Linked DNA regions of Homo sapiens: region 1 is linked to region 2. Evidence: read pairs that join two places in POLR2A ChIA-PET (ENCODE). Cell type or tissue: IMR-90. All regions are shown on one strand. Each heading gives the region's core, and the rest is flanking DNA. Links, peaks and the distances in the headings are about the cores only. Region 1 overlaps LINC00670 (long intergenic non-protein coding RNA 670). Region 2 has its middle 18 kb from the start of MYOCD.

Region 1 (5,388 bases), core at 266-5,265, 56 kb after region 2:
AAAGATTTCATAGAAAAGAATCATAAGAAACCATTATACAAAATTATATGCTAACCAATTGGACAACCGAAAAGAAACGGAGAAATTCCTAGAAACATACACTTTTCCAAGAGTGAATAAAGAACAAATAGAAAACCTAAACAGTCCAATAAAAAACAAGGAGATTCGCCGGGCGTGGTGGCTCACGCTTGTAATCCCAGCACTTTGGGAGGCCGAGGCGGGCGGATCACGAGGTCAGGAGATCGAGACCATCCCGGCTAAAACGGTGAAACCCCATCTCTACTAAAAATACAAAAAATTAGCCGAGCATGGTGGCGGGCGCCTGTAGTCCCAGTGACTTGGGAGGCTGAGGCAGGAGAATGGTGTGAACCCGGGAGGCGGAGCTTGCAGTGAGCCGAGATTGCGCCACTGCACTCCAGCCTGGGCGACAGAGCGAGACTCCATCTCAAAAAACAAAACAAAACAAAATAACAAGGAGATTGAAGGAATAATAATAATGATAATAAACTGTCAACAAAGAAAAGTCCAAGACCAGTAAGCTTTGCAGTAAGCTTTGCAGGTGAATTTTACCAAAGAAAGAAAGAAGAATTAATACTATTGCTTCTTAAACTATTCCAAAAATAGAAGAAAAGGGAACACTTTTAAAGTTATTCTAGGAAGCCAGCATTACTCTGATATCAAAGCTAGATGAAGGCACCTCAAGAAAAAACAAACAAACAAACAAACTATAGGCCAATATCCCTGATAACAGACACAAAACCCCTCAACAGAATACAATCAAATTGAATATAACAGCACATTAAAAAAATTATACATCACAACCAAGTAAGATTTATCCCATGGATGTAAAAATGGCTCTACTTATGCAAATAAATCAATGTGATATACCACGTTAACAGAACGAAGGATAAAAATCGCATGATCATCTCAATAGACGCAGAAAAAAGTATTTGACACAATTGAACACTTCGTGATAAAAACTCTTAATAAGTTACATATAGGAGGAACTTACCTGCGCACAAGAAAGGCCACATATGACAAGCTCACAGCTGACAGCATATTCAAGGGTAAAAAGCTAATGTCTTTCACTCTAAGATCTGGAACAAGGCCAGGACAGCATATTCAAGGGTAAAAAGCTAATGTCTTTCACTCTAAGATCTGGAACAAGGCCAGGATAACCACTCTTGCCACTTCCGTTCAATTACATAGTACTAGAAGTCTTTACCAGCGAATTAGCCAAGAAAAAAAAAATAAAAGTCATCCAAACTGGAAAGGCAGAAGTAAAATGATTTCTGTTTGCAGATGACATAGTCATATATATATATATATATACACCCTAAAGTACACACACACACACACACACACACAGAGAGAGAGAGAGAAATTGTTAACTTATAGACATATTCAGTGAAGTGGAAGAATATAAAATCAACATACAAAAAATTAGTTTCATTTATACAGACTGAAAAAGAAATTAAGAAACAACTCCATTTACAAACGCATCAAAAAACCCAAAACACTTAGGAATAAACTTAACCAAGACAGTGAAAGACTTGTACACTCGAAACTACAAAACATGAACAAAATTTTTTTAAGACGCAAATGGAAATATTTTTCATGTTCATTGATTGGAGGAATTAATATTGTTAAAATGTTCTTCCTTCCTGTAGGAGATAGCTTAAAAAATTAAGAAAAGAAAATGTTCTTACTTCCCAAATCAATCAATAGATTCAATGCAATCTCCAACAAAATCCCAATGGCATTTTTGCAGAAATAGAAAAAAAATCCTATTATTCATTTGGAAACACTAAAGACCCTCAAAGCCTGCAGTAATCAAAACAGTGTGGTACTGACATCAAAACAGATATATAGACAAATGGGATAGAATACAGAACCCAGAACGGAACCCAGGCATATATGGTCAACTTATATTTACCAAGGGTGCCAAGAATATACTATGGAAAAAAGAATCTCTTTAATATATTGTGTTGGGAAAATGAGATATTCACATGGAAAAGAATGAAATCAGAGCACTATCTCATGACACATATAAAAATCCACTAAAATGGATTAAAGACTTAAATGTAAGACATGATAAATAAAATATTAAAATAAAACATGGGGGAAAAGCTTCTAGATGTTGGCCTGGGCAATAATTTCTTCTATAAGACACCAAGAGAGCACAGGCAAAAAAAAAAAAAAAAAAGCAAAAATAGATAAGTGGAATTATATTAACTAAAAAGCTTCTGTACAGCTAAGAAAACAATCAACAGAATGAAAAGGCAACCTGTGGAATGGAAGAAAATATTTGCAGACCATATATCTAATAAGGAGTTAATAGCCAAAATATGTAAGGAATTTCTACAACTCTATAGGAAAAACCCCAATAACTGATTCATGCTTTCTTGAATTATACTGAGAAAAAAATCATGTTTATTAAAATTTTCTTTATGTTTCTTATAGTTTATCTTCATTTATGTTTCAGAGTCGTTCCACAGGCCCCAGCTGGCTATTTTCTCTCTATTCACCTTTAAAGGAGAGTTTTATCCGTGTCTTGCATTCATATAATTGGCGAGTATCCTTTTTGATTTCTCTTATGTGTTAAATGAATTCCTTTTGAATTCTGCAGTCCAGCAGCCTGAGGAGGTGTGCAGTGAACTGTAGGTCAAGAACCTAGATCTGCATCATTTGTTTTCTGCTATGTGAGAAGCTGCCATGCTATCTACTGTATCTGGTCACTACACCCAGGACAAGCTCAGACCCCTTCCTGATGTGTCAGCCTCTTGTGTTTGGACAAGCCATCCCCTCCCTGCCTGATCTCTGCTTGGCTGCGTAAACAACTGGGAGTCCTATTTCAGCTGTTTTCCGGTCCCTCAGCAATGGGCATTTGCAATCTGAGTCCTACCTAATGTTGGAGTACCATTTGGCCCCGTTGGCCCCTCACTCTCTCCTTCTTGAAACTGTTTCCTTGCTTTCTGGGTCTCTGATATTCCTCTGACTTGCCTTCTATCTTCATGACTATTTTTCTCAGTATCATTTGACAGCCCCTCTTGTTCAACCTGACCAGTACGTGTTTTCTCCTCACAAATCTGTCTTGGTGTTCTTTTTATTCACACACTCTCAAAGGGTGACCAACTACTGCAGTTTGTTCAAGCCTGAGAATGTTCCCATGACATACGACTTTCAGTGCCAAAATCGAGAAAGTCTCAAAGAAGAATGATTTGCTTACCCTCCCATACAAATCTTTGTTCCATTGATTTCAAGTACCTTTTGGATGTCAAACGCTCTAAAATTTATTTATTCGGCCCAGACCTCTCTTCTGATCTCATTTCCAGCTATGTACTAGACATCTCTGTTTGAATGTTCCCTCCCACTCCAAAATATCTTCTACATTCTCTAACTCAGGACACTTTACAGCATTTATCCAGTTGTCCTTTCCATCACAGGGAAATGATCCCTGACTCTTCCATCTCCCTCCATTCTCACATCCAATTAATCGACAAATTGTAATAATTGTATTTGATTTAAAAATGCTTTCATAAATGCCTCTCCATGATCTCTTACCCAGAATACTGTTGCATCTTGTTAAACGGTGTGTAGTCCACAGGATGTTTACGACTCTCTTGGTTCTACTCCGTCCAGACAAATGTCCGAATTTCACCTCTCAGCTCCTTGGAGATAGTCATGTACTTTGGCCATAACATATCAGCAGATATGACGTGGGACACTCTTCTGTATGACGAGCTGGTGACTGATTTGCTCCATTTTCCTCTCCCTGCTATGGCAAATGACAACCCTTCATGGTGGAAGCTTGTCAGTCTGCATCCCCGCGTGAGGACGAGGTGGACCAGAATCCATGAAAGATGTGCAGCCTGAGTGAGAAAAACATTTTTATTGTGTGAGCCACTGAGATTTGGGGGATATTTATTACCATAGGACAACAAAACTTACACTGACAAATACATGTGGCCTCCGCAGCTTCCATGTTCGGCTGCTCCAAACAATTTCCACACAATAACCAGAACAATCTTTCAAATTATATGAAAAATGGATTAGTCAATCCGTGTTCAATGATTTCTTATGGACTTAGGAAATACAATTGTTTTTCTTTCTTTTTTTTTTTGAGACGGAGTCTTGCTGTGTCGCCAGGCTGGAGTGCAGTGGCACAATCTCGGCTCACTGCAACCTCTGCCTCCCGGTTCAAGCAATTCTGCCTCAGCCTCCCGAGTAGCTGGGATTACAGGTGCCTGCCACCACGCCTGGCTAATTTTATATTTTTAGTACAGATGGGGTTTCACCATGTTTGTCAGACTGATCTCGAACTTCTGGCCTCGTGATCTGCCCGCCTCAGCCTCCCAAAGTGCTGGGATTACAAGCATGAGCCACTGCGCCCAACCGGAAATACAATCCTTAATGCAGGCTATCATGCCTTGTCTCTCTCTCCAGCTTCTCTCTGCTTGCACCTCTCTCTCTCACACTCTTTTGCTCTCCTCTCTCTCTCTCTCTGCTTCTCTTTGTTTCAGACATAATGCATTTCTTTCAAATGCTCAACTGCTACACTTTCTTTTACCTCGGTACCTTCACGAACGTTTTGTTCATTCCTCCTCACTCGCCTTAAGAGCAATTAATTTTCTTTTGAGTGGTCTCCTAAAAGTTACGCTTTCTAGGATAATTTTTGGACCCCAGAATTAGATTAGGTTTACCTGCTATATGCTTCTGTGGCACTCTGCTATTTTTCATAGTAAAACCCAGGGTACTTTTCATCTATTTTTAAAAATTTCCCACTGGAAGCTCCGTGAGGCCAAGGGGCTCTGCATACCTTGGTACTATTCCCAGCAACTGATTTAGAGTGCCTGGCACATAAGAGCTTACGTAAGTATTTGTTAAGTCAATTGAATAAATTAACAACAAAAATTCCCATTGCAGTATCTGTTAACTAAAGTGTGTGTTACGGGGATGAGACTTTTTCCCAAGGCTGGGGTATTTGGCACTTCTCTGCAATGTATTCCGCTCACATGTGCTGTTGCTGATGCCTAGAATGCTATTCCTCTCCTTCCCTACCACATACACAAATTTCGTTTTCCATTTTCTCCACCCACTAGTTCCCATCTATCCTTAGGTCTCAGCTTAAATATAATTTCCTTGGAGAATATTTCTCACAGTCTCCAGACCACAACAGACTCACTCTTTTATACTGTCATGATAACTGATTCTTTTCCTTTCTTTATTTAACTTTTATTTTGAGTTCAGGGGTACATGTGCAGGTTTGTTACATAGGTAAACTTGTATCATGGACATTTGTTGTATAGATTATTTCATCACTCAGTATTAAACCTAGTACCCATTAGTTATTTTTCCTGCTCCTCTCCCTCCTCCCTTCCTCCACCC
Region 2 (5,388 bases), core at 286-5,285:
CCTTAGCATAAAGCGAACACCTCATCACGGCTGCTCTATCTCCTGACAGCTTTGCTTTGCCCCTCTGCATCTTCCTCCTTCTCCTCTTGTCCCACTCTTCACCCTGGGGGGTCCGCAGGGAGGCTGGTCAATAGGACCTGCATTAGTGGACTCCTTTGCCCTTTAGCTTCTGAGTGTGTCCAGTTAATGGGGAGTTCTGCTGGGGATTGGAGGGAGGCAAAGGGTGAGGTCAGGGCATTTGTTTCCCAGGGTCCCCGCCAGGGCTCCAGTCAAGAAGTTCCCTCTATTTGACTCCCTCCCTGTGGTCCCAGTGACCACTCTCTCCTGTTTGTTCAGTGCTAAGAGTGGTCAGGGGTCTGCTGTCCTACCTACTATGTTTGGTGGTTTTCCTATCCCACCCACAACTTTGTAAATATCCCTTTTTGTCAGAATCACCTCCATTTGCCCGATTTTTACATGCCCTCTGCCCCTTGCTGACTTAGAATCCCCACGAGCCTGGCACCTGCCTGCCCTGCTAACCTCACTCCAGGCTCTCCTTGTTTACTGACCTCTGGCCACACTAGCCCCCTCTCCTTCTGCACATACCCCATGGCCATTTGCAGTCCACGCTGCCTGGAATGTCCAGCCCCCCAGATCTTTGCATGCCTGGACTCCATTCACAGAAGTAGCAGCCTGGCAGAAAGGAGTTCTCTGACCTTCCTGGCTTAAGTAGCCCACTCCTCCCAAATAATTACAATCCAATTAATTTTAAGTTCCTGATTATTAAAATGATTTCATTTAGTTATCTACTTTTTTTTCTGTCTCTACTACTGGAATACGAGCAGGAACCTTAATTCTCTTGTGCTCCTTTGAAACCTCAGTGCCCAGAATTTGTCCAGAGTAGGTTATCAGTGAGTGGTTGCTAAGCGTTTGTCCAATGAATCTGGTTATACCGTCTCATTTCAGAGATAAGGAAGCTGAGACCTGTGTAAATGGACCCTGGACCCATTTGCTCAGGTACTCACTCGGGGAATCAAACCAGGGTTTCTGTGACCCAGGGGCTCTTTCCTGTTTGGGGTAATTCCTATCTCATTTATGTCTTATTTTTCTTGTAGAAAGGGACCTGTCTTCTTTACTTTCTGAATTTATATTCAATAAAAATTTGTACTTTACTGAATTTGTATTCTTAAAATTATGAATACTTGGCTGGGTGCAGTGACTCACGCCTGTAATCCCAGCACTTTGGGAGGCTGCGGCGGGTAGATTACCTGAGGTCAGGGGTTCGAGACCAGCCTGACCAACATGGTGAAACCCTGTGTCTACTAAAAATACAAAATTAGCCAGGCGTGGTGGCGCATGCCTGTAATCTCAGCTACCCGGGAGGCTGAGGCAGGAAAATTGCAAGAACCCGGGAGGCAGAGGTTGCAGTGAGCCGAGATAGCACCACTGCACTCCAGCCTGGGCAAAAAGAGCAAAACTCCATCTCAAAAAAAAAAAAAAAATTATGAATATTTTATTCTAAAGCATGGATTTTCTAACCTGCATTTTCCGCCAATCTTTTCTCATTCTTTCTTGCTCTCTTTCTTTTTCTTTCACCCATCTATCTTCCACATCGTCTTGTAGTTATGAATCACCGACTAAGAGTTAATGTTTAGGTAATGACTTAGAGAAACCATGTCAGTATCAGGAAGAAATTGAGGAAATCAAGCCTGGGGGAATCTTTAAGGAAATCAGGGCATTTGTACCACAAATAGTAGGAGTAAGAGTTACCACTACTTGGCTGATGAGTCCTCACTCTGGACCAAACATAGTATGAGGTTATTTACACATAAACCACATTTATTCCTTACATCAATCCTACTATTCATGCATCATTCTTCTATAGTAGGGGAAAAAGCTGATGTTCAGGGAGGTTAGGGGGTTGCCTAAGGCTACTGACGAGAGCATCCATTCCGACACAGGTGCTACTTGCCCTAAACCCATACACCACCTTCCTCAAGTCTAAGGAGGCTTCTGGTAAGGAAGAAACCCCCAGGGGGCAGGTTACCAGCCTTCACCCTGAGGGTGAGACAGATGTAAGACTGACTGGGAGTCCAGTTAAAGATTAGGAAATTGGGTGAAGCAAGAACGCCCAAGAAATAGCACAGAAGAACCAGGTTAAGGGTAAGGGACAGAAATTAGGTCTTGAGCACCTCAGGCCAGAGGCTGGGGATCGAGGCCCGTCGGAGGACGGTGCTTTCTAGCCCTCTGAAATTCTGACCCCTTCCTTATGTCTTTAAGAATGTTCTTTGGAAGTGGTATGTAAAAGAAGAAGGAGGGGCCGTTGCGGTGGCTCACGCCTGTAATCCCAGCACTTTGGGAGGCCAAAGCGGGCAGATCACGAGGTCAGGAGATCAAGACCATCCTGGCTAACACAGTGAAACCCCATCTCTACTAAAAATACAAAAAATTAGCCAGGTGTGGTGGCACGTACCTGTAGTCCCAGCTACTCGGGCAGCTGAGGCAGGAGAATCACTTGAACCCGGGAGGTGGAGGTTGAAGTGAGCTGAGATCACGCCACTGCACTCCAGCCTGGGTGACAGAGTGAGACTTTGTCTCAAAAAAAAAAAAAAAAAAAAGAAGGAAGAAGGAAGAATGAGGGTCTTTTTCTCTAACCCAGTGATAAGAGGAGATACTGGTTGGAAGTATTCAGTGATAAGAGGAGATACCCTCTCCAGGGAAGAGATAAGTGCACAAACATGGGACTAGCTCTTGAAGTCTAGTAAAACAACCATACAGGACAGAGTTGGGGGAAGCATTCAGAAGTTAGAAATATCTAGCAAGAAAGGAGGAGGCCAAGCTGAAAACTTAGTGACCATTAACTACCAATAGGACTCTTCAGACCATAGGCTATCAACTCTTACTTGAAGCCCAAGATTCAGTATTAAATATATTTCCCTTACTGGAGTCGCCTGCAAATGCTGCCTCATTGCCCCAGGAGAGTTTCTCTCTATTGCAGAAAAGAATGAATAGCCAGAAAGAATTGCTAGATGTATCCAGGTATATCCTGCCATCAGGGGATCAGGCAGGTAGAGACAGTATCTAGCCATGAAGTATTTAACCACCATACTTCAAGCATCCCTTAGAAATTTCTTAATTTATTACCATGCAGGGGCTGTTGTGCAATTGACACTGGCAAAAAAATACTTCTGCATTTTACTAAGTCTACTTTTGAGCCGCCCAATGTTTTCATCATAATATTTACTTCTGGGTAAATAGGCTAAATTCTCTGATTCTGATACAAAACAGAAAGATCAGAGAATGAAAATAAATAGATGACATGGCTGTTTAAAGATAATGTAAAATGTTTTCTAGCCGCATAAATATTTGATTGTAAAACTTTCAATATGTTGTGTCTATTAACTAGTAATGTACAACATTTAAGTAATTCGGCAAGCCAAAGTGGGCTAGGGTCATGCAGGGGGACAGAGTGAAGGCCCAGCCTGGCGAGATGCCAACTTGCAGTCAAAACACAACCCCACGCCGACCCCAGACTCTCTATCCATTCCATCTGGAGCTCTTTGGTCAGGATCAAGCCATAGACCAGGGCAGAGGGTTAAATAGGACACTTTGGGGACATTTAAAATTTTCCTATCACTTTCTCTGGCTAATTGGGTTTGCACAGAAGTCTCTACATATCGTTTATGTTTGATCCTTTTGATATCCCATTCTTTTGGTACTCTTTGAAATGACTCTTTGATTTGTGTGTTTGGGATGAAAGGTATGAATGATGTTTCTGGAATAATATGCATCCTTTCTATGGATTCACTTTAAAATTCCCTCCAGCTCACCGTATCCTCGTCTCTTCACATGCATTATCTGCCAAAGAGCGTTGGATTTGCAGTTAAGAGGGCTGAGTTTGAGAGACCTGTTTTGCTATTTGAATTTTGGCAATTCGCCTCATCTCTTTGGGCCTCAGTTTTATCATCTGTTAAATGAGACTAGTAAGATGTACCCTACCCTTTCTCCGTGTGACGATACATATAACGTGCCATCTATGAGGAAGAAGCCCTCACCAGACCCTGAATCTGCTGCCACCTTGATCTTGGACTTCCCAGCCTCTAGAGTTGACTCTGGTGAGGATTAAAGGTAAAAACATTGTAACATAGTTAACACAGTCCCTGACCCATTAGGGCGGTTTTCAATTTAGCCACATCCAGCAACCCACAAATCAATCCGTGAGGCACTATGAGGAAGATGGTTTTTACACTTTGGGCTCACATCACGAGATTCATTTTAAATTGTGGGAAGACATGAGGCAAGTGCAATATTTATTTCCTTATTGCATGGAATTAAAACTCCATTAAAAAGATGTATAACATAGAAATAATCTGTAAATTCTGGTGAACTTTAAAAATGGCAAAATAAAAATATTTATACACACACATACACACATGCACAAAGATATCCCCTAGCTATTACACTGGATGGTTGTGACTATCAAAACCAAAAACCAGATAGAACAATTAAAAGTATAAAAGTCCTAATTTAAGAGAGTATTGAAAAGAATTTGCCTCTCTTTGTATGTACTCCAATATTTAACACTGAGCCTAGCACACTGAAAATCTCTTTTTTTTTTTTTTAATTATACTTTAAGTTCTAGGGTACATATGCACAACGTGCAGGTTTGTTACATATGTATACATGTGCCATGTTGGTGTGCTGCACCCATTAACTCATCATTTACATTAGGTAAATGTTCCCCATCCTGTGTCCAAGTGTTCTCATTGTTCAATTCCCACCTATGAGTGAGAACATGTCATGTTTGGTTTTCTGTCCTTGTGATAGTTTGCTCAGAATGATGGTTTCCAGCTTCATCCATGTCCCTACAAAGGACATGAACTCATCCTTTTTTATGGCTGCATAGTATTCCATGGTGTATATGTGCCACATTTTCTTAATCCAGTCTATCATTGATGGACATTTGGGTTGGTTCCAAGTCTTTGCTATTGTGAATAGTGCCGCAATAAACATACGTATGCATGTGTCTTTATAGCAGCATGATTTATAATCCTTTGGGTATATACCCAGTAATGGGATTGCTGGGTCAAATGGTATTTCTAGTTCTAGATCCTTGAGGAATCGCCACGCTGTCTTCCACAATGGTTGAACTAGTTTACAGTCCCATCAACAGTGTAAAAGTGTTCCTATTTCTCCACATCCTCTCCAGCACCTGTTGTTTCCTGACTTTTTAATGATCGTCATTCTAACTGGTGTGAGATGGTATCTCATTGTGGTTTTGATTTGCATTTCTCTGATGGCCAGTGATGATGAGCATTTTTTCATGTGTCTGTTGCCTGCATAAATGTCTTCTTTTGAGAAGTGTCTGTTCATATCTGTCACCCACTTTTTGATGGGGTTGTTTGATTT

What was found. Peaks named below come from ENCODE experiments on the same cell type or tissue, not always from the same donor. Only the 100,000 strongest peaks of a DNase experiment are listed, where the experiment ranks them.
Region 1: POLR2A ChIA-PET joins it to region 2 with 12 read pairs; 3 of 35 experiments call an interaction of 5 or more read pairs at or near these places.

What each region holds. Positions count from the first base shown.
Region 1 is chr17:12,588,925-12,594,312 of GRCh38, reverse strand. LINC00670 (long intergenic non-protein coding RNA 670) reads right to left here. Exons shown (of 4, transcript NR_034145.1): 3 at 3,565-3,872. It overlaps LOC105371540 (a long non-coding RNA gene), which reads left to right. Exons shown (of 3, transcript XR_934233.3): 3 at 2,486-2,561. Among named protein-coding and RNA genes, the nearest start is that of LINC00670, 42 kb to the right of the region's middle. In IMR-90, for the core only: no CTCF peak of the experiment used is centred there; a DNase peak (open chromatin) is centred at 2,802; H3K27ac peaks cover 189 bases.
Region 2 is chr17:12,644,988-12,650,375 of GRCh38, reverse strand. No RefSeq gene overlaps it. Among named protein-coding and RNA genes, the nearest start is that of MYOCD, 18 kb to the left of the region's middle. In IMR-90, for the core only: no CTCF peak of the experiment used is centred there; no DNase peak of the experiment used is centred there; H3K27ac peaks cover 215 bases.